Linked DNA regions of Mus musculus: region 1 is linked to region 2. A link is a loop called in an ENCODE intact Hi-C map of the cell type or tissue named here. Cell type or tissue: heart. All regions are shown on one strand. Each heading gives the region's core, and the rest is flanking DNA. Links, peaks and the distances in the headings are about the cores only.

Region 1 (5,383 bases), core at 292-5,291, 93 kb after region 2:
ACCCACGGCTAAGTTCTGCGCATCCACCCCCAACCTACGGTCAGATCTTAGGCCTAGGGCTCTGCACACAGACAGTGGGGGAGGGGACTTCTTTGGAGCACCGACTTGAGGGAGGAGCCACTTGGACTCTGGGTGCCATTTGCATAGGGAATTTGGGGTTCTGAGTCATAAGTTTGAGTTCAGGTGAGCATGATTCCCCCACTCATGGTCTACTCACTGCAGGGGAAAAGGAGGTGAAGAAGGGGAGGGTCAGGTGGGACCCCTGAAGGCATGCGTGCAGGTTAAAGGATGCTGTTGCTTCATCTCTCAGCATCTGTGCCCTGGACCACTCGTGCTTCTTGAGACTTCATGCCTCTGAGTTTATGGAGCATAGACTCATGAAGGTAAACGTAGCACCTTGCTGTCCCGTTCCCACTAGCTCCCAAACACCGGTGTTTTCATCTCAGGCAGCCTATTTGATGGGATTCCCTAACTGGTAAGACTGGGAGAAAGATTTCTTAACCAGTGGTACCTGACTCTTGACCTGGTCATGGTCCTGGGAATGAAGACTTGCTGCTCTTTCCAAATGAAGGTGACCTTGGAGAAATCACCACATTTCTGCTCTTCAGCGCACATGAAGACTTGCACATCAGGGGTGCTGCCTGGACACTCAGGAAACCGAAGATGACCAACAGTGAGCTCTAGGGACCCCACAGACTTATGAAAGTCTCATCCCATGTGATAACTCACCTTCTTAGCTTGGCATTTAGAATTCTGGCCTGAGAAAACCTGAGGCCTAGCTTTGACTAAGTCATCTACACAGACCTGAGATAAGACTTTCTAAAGATAAAGGTAATACTTAAGAAACCTTGTTAGAATTGTTGGGAGGTCAATCAAATAATCTGTGGAAGATAAGCTGTTAACTATCTGGATAGTAAAGTATTACCACCATTTCCACCACCATCACCACCACCACCATCTCCAGCACCATCACCACCACCACCACCACCATCTCCACCACCACCAGCAGCAACAGCAACAACAGTGAACTAGCAACTATGGAGTGACTGGACAAAGACAAACTTGTACATATATTCTGTTTATGACTCTGTCAATCTAACCAACTTCTCTCAATGTTCTCCATGTGAATTATTTTCTCATGCTTCTCAATACTGCATTGTGTCATCATAGCACATTGGTATCAATAAGACTGAGAATTTTCACGGCAGGTACATAAAGGAAGTGGTACCCAGTCTCCAGTCAGGACGTGAGCACCAGGCTCTGCAGTCTCAGGATCAGAGCATCCTTGTTGTCAGGTAGAAGCTGTTCCCACACATGCACCCAGAATCAGAGCATCCTCACTGGCCATCATTCCGCACATGTCCCAGCCAGCATGAACAATGTCTCCCAGCTGCTTTTATTCTGAGTGTGCAGAGCAGCAGAGGGGCCGGGTCCCTCCCCTCAGATTTCTTTATAGGACAAGACATTAATTAAATTAACCTGTGTGTATTTTCTTTCTGAATACAGGCAACTCTGTTTTTGACCACAACAATTTTTTTAGTTGTCTATTTCCCAGAAAACACATTTCAAAGGACCATTTATGTATTCTTATTCAGCATGCAACAGGTTCACCTTACTTTAAGTCAGAATTCTCTCAGAGAATAAAAATTCATTAATGTTCAAACCTAAATCAAACACAGAGAAACAAAACCCCTATTTTTTTATTTTAAACTTTATTACAAAAAATTGCAAAAAAAATAAAAATAAAAAAGGAAGAAAAGAAAATCACATACCAAATTAACCAGACCAACAGACTCTTTTTTTTTTTTAATAGTAAAACCCCATATTGCATTAAAAATGGCTAAGTTAGTTTGGGGTGTAAAAATGCTTAGATGACAGGATTTATTGGGATCATGACACTGTTCCTCTTACTAAAGCTAGATAAGAGTTTGTAGTTGCTAAATAGTTGTTGATTTTTTAAACTCATGACAAATTTTCTTCTGATTTTTCTGCTAAAATGTGTCAAAGTTTCACTTTCCTAAACTGTCTGTAATTCTTCCAGATATTGGTGTCTCCTTGTGATTTCACAGTGAATGCTTGTTATCAAATGGAATACTAGTAGATGTACACATACGATCACTAGCTGTACTGTGCCTGTCATTTCTCCCTGGCCCCCATCCTTTCCCAAGCTCTAGTGGGATGGTCTTTGAGATAACATCCACTGGATTCCACGATCCTAGGAATTGTGAGGACGGCACTGCCCCCGTCTGCTCTTGCCGGGAACTTCCCTTCTCCATCAAGAGCGGTGGCTGATTTATGTGCCTTCTTCCCTGGAGTCTGGGCTGATGGAGCCAAGACGACTTTTGAGCATTTGAGTCCAAAGACGTGATGTCTGTGGAGCCATTTACACCAATTCTAGGAGTAAACCTGTGAACAGGCCCGGTGTCCACCCATGCAGACAGGATGAGGGAGAGACTGAAGATTCGGTGATGAATACAGGTTCCCTGGGCTAGCAGCTCAGACAATGGACTTCTCAAAAACAAAATCAATCAATCAATCAATCAGTCAATCAATCACTCAAACAAACAAACAAACCCCACACACAAAAACACAACTCGTGCTAAGCCCAACAAGATGAGTCTTTTTGCTTTTGTTTTTTGTTTTTGTTTTTGTTTTTTCAGACAGGGTTTCTCTGTGTAGCCCTGGCTGTCCTGGAACTCACTTTGTTACCAGGCTGGCCTCGAACTCAGAAATCTGCCTCCCAAGTGCTAGGATTAAAGGCATGTGCCACCACGCCGGCTTTTATTATTATTATTATTATTATTATTATTATTATTATTATTATTATTATTTTGACAAGATGAATCTTATGACACATACTTCTTTTGTATTCTCTAAATTTTCAGTGGTCAGAGATATGCATATATCCCATGCAGAAGGACAAAATGTGATTTTGCAAAATCATACCATTTCCATAACTAAGAGAGGAAATAAAACATAAATTCTTAAATCAAAGACTTTAAGACAGGTGGTGCGGTGGTCACCATGACATGCTCTGGAGCATGAAGCAGGATCCAGGTCTGTAGTGGACGAAGACGCAGGAGCACTTGTCGGATGAGCAGATTATTGTAAATCTGACTCCTGTTCTTGAAAACATGAGTTTGTTGGACAGTGGTGGCACTTTAATCCCAGCACTTGGGAAGCAGAGGCAGGCAGATAGATCGCTGGGAGTTTGAGGCCAGCCTGGTCTGTAGAGCAAGTTCCAGGATAGCCAGGGTTATTACACAGAAAACCCTGTCTTGAGAAAAAAAATAAACAGAACAAAATTACAACTAAAAAAGAAAAAGAAAAACACAATCTTTTGTAACCTGGTCTCAGAGAACAGTCCAGTTTTCCTTCCTAGAGTGTGAGGATATGATGTTCAAAACTCAGATTCTATAGTTACAAGAACAGCAAGTGGGGGCGAGGTGGGGGAGGGTGAGAGAGGTGGGGGTGTAGGAGGGTAGGAGTGAGGTGGAGGAGGGTGGGAGTGCAGTAGGGGTGGTATGGGGGTAGTGTGGGGTGAGGAGGATGGACATGATGGAGTTTAATGTTACACAGTTGGACACTGTGAGAGCCAGTTAGACCTCAGGGCTTCTGAAACTGAGCCCAGCACTCTTCTATCACAGAATTCCTTGGTGCAGAGTACATAACATCTGGGGGTGGGTGGGAGGAATTCTGTCCAAGAATCCTTGAGATGTCTATTCAATCTACCTGGCCTTCTCTGGAGACCCCTAAGGAGTTTAGCAGAGACATTCCTGGCTCCTTTGCAGGCCAAGTTTTAGCTCATTCTACCCCCTGGACCTCACAGCCAGCCGCAGAGGCCCCAAGCTGGGAGAGAATGGTTTAGAGCTGTTGCTGATAGCTCTATTTACCTAGCCCGAGGCCCCTAGGAATGCAACCAAAAGAAAGTTGGCTTCCCTTCCCTAAGATGCAGACCGAATATGACTCAATGCTTGCCTGAAAGTCCACAATGCTGAGCAGACCCTGCATGCTGGAGTTTAGATGCTCTGCAGAGCCAGCTCCTGTCCTTCCCCTGGAGGTGAATGAAGCAGCATTTGAACTTGAGGAGGGAGGCACAAAAAAGCAAGAGAGAGCACTGTGTCACAGCAGCAGAATTGTCTTGTTTTGTTTTGTTTGTTTTTGCTCCAGCTGACCAAAGGTGTCTCCTGCATGTTGAAACTGTTCCTGGGAGAAAAAAAGATCAAAACCTGAAAAGCCCATAAATCTAGCTAAGGCCATCAAGGTCTCCCCTTTTCTCTCATGGCACTTTCAAAGGCTGGAGTGTGAACCACTTCTGAATACGTGGGGGAGACACTGTTCTTTCTGGAGTTTGTGTGATGGTCAGTTTTAACTATGAATCAATTGTATTAATAAACGCTGAGAAGAAACACTCTGGTTTGTCCAAAAGTGATCTCCAGAGGGGATTAGTTAAGGAGGGAAGGCCTGTCTGAAATGGGGGCGCACTGTTTAATGGCTTGGGGGTCTAGACTAAATAAAAAAGGGGGGGGGGAACCAGAAAGCTGGCTCAGCTCCAGCGCCCACCTCTCTCTGTTTCTCTGCCCACAGGGACTCTCATACCCACTGCCATCCACCTCTAGCTGCCCTCCCTTCTTGACCATGATGGGTTTTCCTCTCCCAAACTGTAAGGCAGAATAAAGCATTTATTCTTAATTTGCTTTTGTCAGGCAACAAGTTCATTGATGAATATAGTTTGAAACAGTTGACGTTTGCATCTCTCATATCTGCATCTGCTTCTGTCCATCTTATCATTTTTTATTTCACTACATTTGATGATATATCTTCTTTGTTGTATCTCCCTAATAGAAAATGTAAGTGCTCATGTGCTATAAAAACAAAACAAAATAAAAAAACTTATAATCTTGGAAGATGTCTTAGTGTTCCACTGCTGTGAAGAGACACCATGGAAATTCTTACTTTTTTTTTTTTTTAATTGGGGCTGGCTTACAATTTCAGGGGTTTAGTCCATTACCATCATGGCAGGAAGCATGTCAGCATCCAGGCAGGCATAGTGCTGGAGAAGTAGCTGAGAGTTTTATACCTAGTTCCAAAAGCAGCAGGAAGAGAAAGAGCCCCAAGGCCTAGGTTGGGTCCTTGAAATCTCAAAGCCTGCCTTCCATGACACACTTCCTCAACAAAGCCACACCTACTCCAACAAGGCCACACCTCTTTATTCTTTCTCAAGCAGTGCCATTCCCTGATGACCAAGCATTCAAGTATAAGAGCCTATTGGGCCATTCTTACTCAAACCACCACATGGGGTAGTTAGTGGTCAAGACAGAAAGCAAGAGAAACTGATTTGAAAGCAAAATAATAAAAGAGGTGGATGGAGCAGCTCTTGCAG
Region 2 (5,383 bases), core at 65-5,064:
AGTCCTGTAGTACAGGCTTTAATATGGAAGAGAAAGCCCTCCAGACACAGGCCTAGCTGAGGCTGTCCTCAGCCACAAGAAAGGAAAAGATCTTAAGAGAGCAGTGCCAAACTCTGGGCCAGGCTTCCTCCAAAGAGAAAGTTCCCTCTAGCTGGGAGCCCTGAGCTTAGCAACTGGCTTCTCCATAGAAAAGACCACCTTTCCCCTCCATCCCGTCCCTGTAGGTTTGCCCCCCACCCTCGGACCCTAGGTTTGCTTCCCCCAGTCCAGGCCTCCACCAAAGAGAAAGACAGGCCTGCTACAGATCCCAGCCAGAGAATATGCCTCTTTTATAGAGAAGGAAGATTCTCCGGCCCCGTGGGCCAAGTGTCTGAGCCAGGCCTTTGAAAATAGAAGCTCCACTGGCTGCAGATCCATCCCCAAATGAGTATGGGGCGCCTGCACAGGAAAGTTAATGACCCTCTTGAGGCTGAACCCTAAAAATCTAAGTCCAGACATACTTCTTGGAGTAGGGAAGACAGTCCTGCCACGGAGGCCTTATTCTAGCCGAAGCTGTCTCCTTATGGAAGAGAAGGGGAAGAAGCAGATACACACATCATACTCCATTGGGAAAAGAACATCCCCCTGTTGAAGTCACAGGGCCACGGGCCAGCACTGTGGTTCATTTAAAAACTCAGGCCAACCCTCTCCTAAGGCCTTGACGTCAGCACTACTCTAGCCCCACCCCTGCCCAAGCACGAATCAACCTAGGCGCAGAGATGCGCGTATTGCCTTCTGGGATTGGTAGTTTTTCCATGCAGTCTGTACTCCGGAAAGGAGCCGAAGGGAGGTGTCAGGAACTACAAGACCCAGCGTTCCATGAGTCCTGTGAGAGGAAGTGCTGGAAGATTGTGGGTGTGCGTTCCAGTTTTTAAGCTGTAGTTTGGCGGTCTGTTGACAGGTATTCCCTGCACGAATCACAGGCTCTCAAGGAGTGGGGATTCCGGAAAGGGAAGAAGCACACTCACCAGGAAAGGAGCCTCGGGTTTCACACCCCTTCGGGCCATGCCCAGCGTGCCTGAGGGAGGTGGCTACGAGGTATCTCCTGGCGAAGGAACCTTCTCTTACCGCCATGCCTTCGGACTTCTTTCTGCAGCCTCTGGACGGCGGTCCCCGCGTGCCCGTGGGGCCGGGGCAGACTGTGATAGGCCGCGGGCCGCTGCTGGGAGTAAGTGTGGGAGGTAGTGTGGGCGTGGGCAGCCAGAGCTTGCTCAGCCGAGGCTGTCTCTTGTCTCCTGAGCTTGGGAACTCCGCGTCTTGGCTCTGCTTGTCAAGATTTTATAGGTTTGGGGCAGTAGGTTTTCAAACAACGTTAGTCAAGTCCCAGACATTTCTTTTTGGTGCCTGTATGGTTCGAGTATGGACCGAGTTAACATCATTAGCCTATCCAGCTGGCAAACGAGGGCCAAATCCAAGTTGAGCTAAGTTCGGGTTGTAAGATGTAAAATGTAAACAGACCAACTAAACAAAACCGCTGCTAGTATTTAAAGACGTATAGTACTCTAAAGGTTAATGTGTTGCATGTTGACCTACAAAGCTTACAATATTTACGGTACTGTATGAGCCATAACAGGGAAGGTTAATCACCTCCCTTAAGCTAACTTCTTTTATCTCCTTGCCTTCTCTGCTGGGCTGGTGGGCCTTACCAATAATAGCAGTATCCCTTTTGGTAGTATCAGTAGCTGTCTTTAAGTTGTCTGGGTAGTGAACCAGTCATTGTTCTAAAGAGATGACTTTAATTTACTACTTCCAAAACTTTTTGAGTTAGGTGCTTTTTATTAGCCTTGTTCAAATGAGAAAGTTGGAGTATAAACTGGTCATTTAAAGGTGATACATGTACAAATGGCCACTATGCTATATATTCTTTACCCTCTTTGGGAGGAGTAGGAACCAAACCGTTTGCAGTTTGCACTATGAAATTATATTTGGTGGTATTAAACCATTTAGCATTGCCACAAGACCTATCATTTACAAAGGCCACTCTAGAGAACCTGGCGGTCGAGTTGAAATATCACAAGGGAGAGATGGGCTAGCCATTAAGAGCCTGGAATTTATTACAGAGGACTGGCTTCCCAGCACTTATGTCAGGCAATTCACAAATGCTTGTAATTCTGCCTCTCTGGGCAATGTACACACATGCATATCCTAACATACAGGTATACATATATAGTAAAAAATAAAATTTTAAAAATTCACAAAAAATTGTTTTTAAAAATCTCTGCCATTATTTTCCACCTGAGTGGTATTTTCTGTGTTCTTACTGCCCTGTTTCTTGGTTTCTTTTCTCTTTGTTTTTCCCCATTATCATAAGAGTTTTGTGCTCCAACATAGATTGTTGGATTGGTGTTTATGTTTTTATGAGCATGGTAGTTTTGTAGTTTCCGTTTCCGGGTTGTGCTTTAGATTTTGATATGTTTTGCTCTAGCTGTTGATTCTTGGAGGGTGTGTTGATATGTTAGAATTTAGGTTATCTTAAATATAGTTGCCTTTAAAGAGAGGGTCTCACAACATAGCCTGAGCACCCCTTGAACTTGCAGTTTTCCTGCCTCACTTCCAAGAGCTGGGGTTACAAGCATGTATGTTCCTAACAAAACCACGTTTTTTGGGGGGAGTGTAGGGTGGTGGTAGTCAAGACCCGATGTTAGTAATGAAATAAACGATGTGTCCACCAGAGGTCGCACTATGCTTTTGTATTATTCATAATACCCCTTTCCTCCTAGTGTTAGGCACACTTAAAAGATAGATATAAAAGATCTATTATTGCTTATAGTTAGTGTATAAAAGGAAAGAAGCCTAAGAAGGACCATTAGAGGAACCATCTTGCTATCTCATGACTTTATCCTGGCATTCCTCTGATGGTTAGTGAGGTACCAATGAGGCCTTGATGCTCAAAATGTGAATAGGACCGGCTTACTCTGAGCTGCCATGATTTGCATGTCTTTGATTGCTTCTGAATTACATGGGTCTAGTCATGTGACTGTTTTCTCACATAAACCACCTGTGCTTATTAGTTAGAGCAAGGATCTTGAACACTGGGTATTCTGAGAGGGACCACCCAAGTTACCTACATCCGCTGGGCTTTCAGGACCCATATATGTAGAATGAACAGTAGCCACAGTAGCATTTGGCGAGTCTCAGTATGTAGCTCAGCATGTGGTGATGCACATGATAAAGGCAGTTCTTAGTAACTGCTGCTGACTGTGGCCCAGTCAGGCACACATCACAGAACATGAAGGAGTCTCTCAGCTGTTTTTTTTTTTTTTTTTAAAGTTTTATTTATTTATTATATGTAAGTACAACTGTAGCTGTCTTCAGACACTCCAGAAGAGGGCGTCAGATCTTGTTACAGATGGTTGTGAGCCACCATGTGGTTGCTGGGATTTGAACTCTGGACCTTCGGAAGAGCAGTCGGGTGCTCTTACCCATTGAGCCATCTCACCAGCCCTTTTTTTTTTTTTTTTTTAAAAAGTTAGGATATTTACTTCTTTGAAGTAGCTATATTTTAAATGAAGTTTTGAAGACTTTTTTTCTAGAAATTAACTTTTCAAATTAACTCTTTTTTGTGAAGAATGACTTTTTGTGGTCCTCACACTGTGGTGAAGCTGTGTGTTTCAGATTATTAAGTGTGGATTTTGAAAAATAAGTACCTGTTTGTGGCAGTCTCCATGTTCTTGCAGCCTTACTGGGCTTGACTTTAGACATTTCTATAGTATGTTTTGAGAGAGAACGTTGGTTCTGCTGTATGTCATGCTTAGTTTCGAGTACTCGATGGTAAATGAGCCAATCGTAAGGCAGGTAGAGTTGTTGCTTTAGAGGTTTCTCTTATGTGTCAGACCGGGCTAAACAAGTTAATCTCAACTATTATGTTTACTATGAGGTAGGAAGGGCAGTAGTGTTCAGCATTTAAAATATAAGCAGTTTGGAGTGTTGATGTGGGTAAATGATTGTGAGTGTAAGTTGACCATTATTAACTCAAAACAGGAAGTGATTATATTGAAGACATAGATGCTGATCTCTTCTTCAATGTCAGAGTTTGGTTTGGGCTATTCCCCTCCCCCCCGTTTATTTTTTTTAACTGCCTCATGTGGTCCTCATAAGCAGTTTGCTTATCTGCGTCTCGCTGTGTGGTATGGTCACACCCTTCAGAGTTACCACTTAATTTAAGACAAGCTGAATTTTTATATTTGAAATGTTTCCTATTACATATTGTTTCCAGTACATATTGGATATACTTTTCTTGTTTGGTAGATTGATTAGTAGGACTCTTGTGTAGGTGTGTAGGTGTGTTTCATGTATGGGAACTGGAGGGTTTGGGGCTGGATAGACTGCAGGCTTTTATAGTATTCATTTACTCTTTCATGACTTTGGTAGGTCTCCTTTCTTCATCATTTCGTTATCTGTTAAATGAGGGCAGTTATTTGATATGCAGTTTTTGAGTTAATAATACATTTAATGTCTAGCCTACTAATTTCATATGCGTGGCTAAGGGTTTGCTTATTTTTCAGGAGGTGGCTATACTTGACATTTTTTTCCTTTGTAGATAACAGACAAAAGAGTATCCAGAAGACATGCCATTCTTGAAGTGGTTGATAGTCAGCTTCGAATCAAGCCAGTGAGTATATAGACTTATTTTATCCCTTTGCCTCTTGTCCTTCTAGCAACTGACTGGAGAAACCTAAGGCTTGGAGATAGGGAATTTATGTCAGAACCCATTCTCCTGATACCCGCAAGCTAAGCGCCTAAATAGTAACTTATTTCTCATAGGACAGAGCTGAATCTGAATGGTTAGATTTATGGAAGATGATTGCCTCTGTGTAAATTGTAATTTTGTTCACAATTTCCATAAGGATACCTGTAATGTGGGTAAGTATACGTCCTGCGTAAGCGAGCTCTGATCCGTGGCACACATGTGAGAAGGCATGTGTGTCTGTAACCACAGTGGTGAGGGGAGCTGAGACACTCCGTGTATCTGCAGCTTGCTGGCCAGCCCGCCGAGCTAACAATGGTGAGCTTAGGTTCAGTGAGAGTCCCTGTCTCAAGAGAATAGGGAAGAGTGTAGGGGAGGGTGTGTGCAGTGTGCCCCTCCCCCAAACAAGGGAGTGTCTAACTAGGCAGTGCTTGGTTTCATGCATCAGATGGGATAGTGAATGGATTCACTCAGTGTTACAGGATTATACCAACACATTTCTGCGGCTCTCTGTAGAATTGAGTGTTTGTAAACTGTAGATTTTATTCAGTTTCATTGCTTTGTAGGTTGCTTTCACTGGAAGCATTTTCTTCTGACTGGACTTTTAATCCTTGACTCCATAGCCTGAGTGTCAGTGCTTTGCAGGGTGATCCCGAG

The links. A loop is a pair of places that touch in the nucleus more often than their neighbours do. Peaks named below come from ENCODE experiments on the same cell type or tissue, not always from the same donor. Only the 100,000 strongest peaks of a DNase experiment are listed, where the experiment ranks them.
Region 1: it touches region 2 in a loop (4-fold over the local background); 4 of 42 quality-filtered maps call a loop at or near these places.

What each region holds. Positions count from the first base shown.
Region 1 is chr6:87,575,324-87,580,706 of GRCm38, reverse strand. It overlaps Prokr1 (prokineticin receptor 1), which reads left to right. Exons shown (of 3, transcript NM_021381.4): 3 at 1-2,115. Among named protein-coding and RNA genes, the nearest start is that of Gm34222, 3.8 kb to the left of the region's middle. In heart, for the core only: a CTCF peak has its summit at 2,256; no DNase peak of the experiment used is centred there; H3K27ac peaks cover 550 bases; H3K27me3 peaks cover 60 bases.
Region 2 is chr6:87,667,684-87,673,066 of GRCm38, reverse strand. It overlaps Aplf (aprataxin and PNKP like factor), which reads left to right and starts at 906. Exons shown (of 10, transcript NM_001372332.1): 1 at 906-1,207; 2 at 4,580-4,651. The coding sequence starts at 1,112. It also overlaps E230015B07Rik. In heart, for the core only: a CTCF peak has its summit at 2,709 (motif pointing right); a DNase peak (open chromatin) is centred at 786; H3K4me3 peaks cover 2,079 bases; H3K27ac peaks cover 1,319 bases.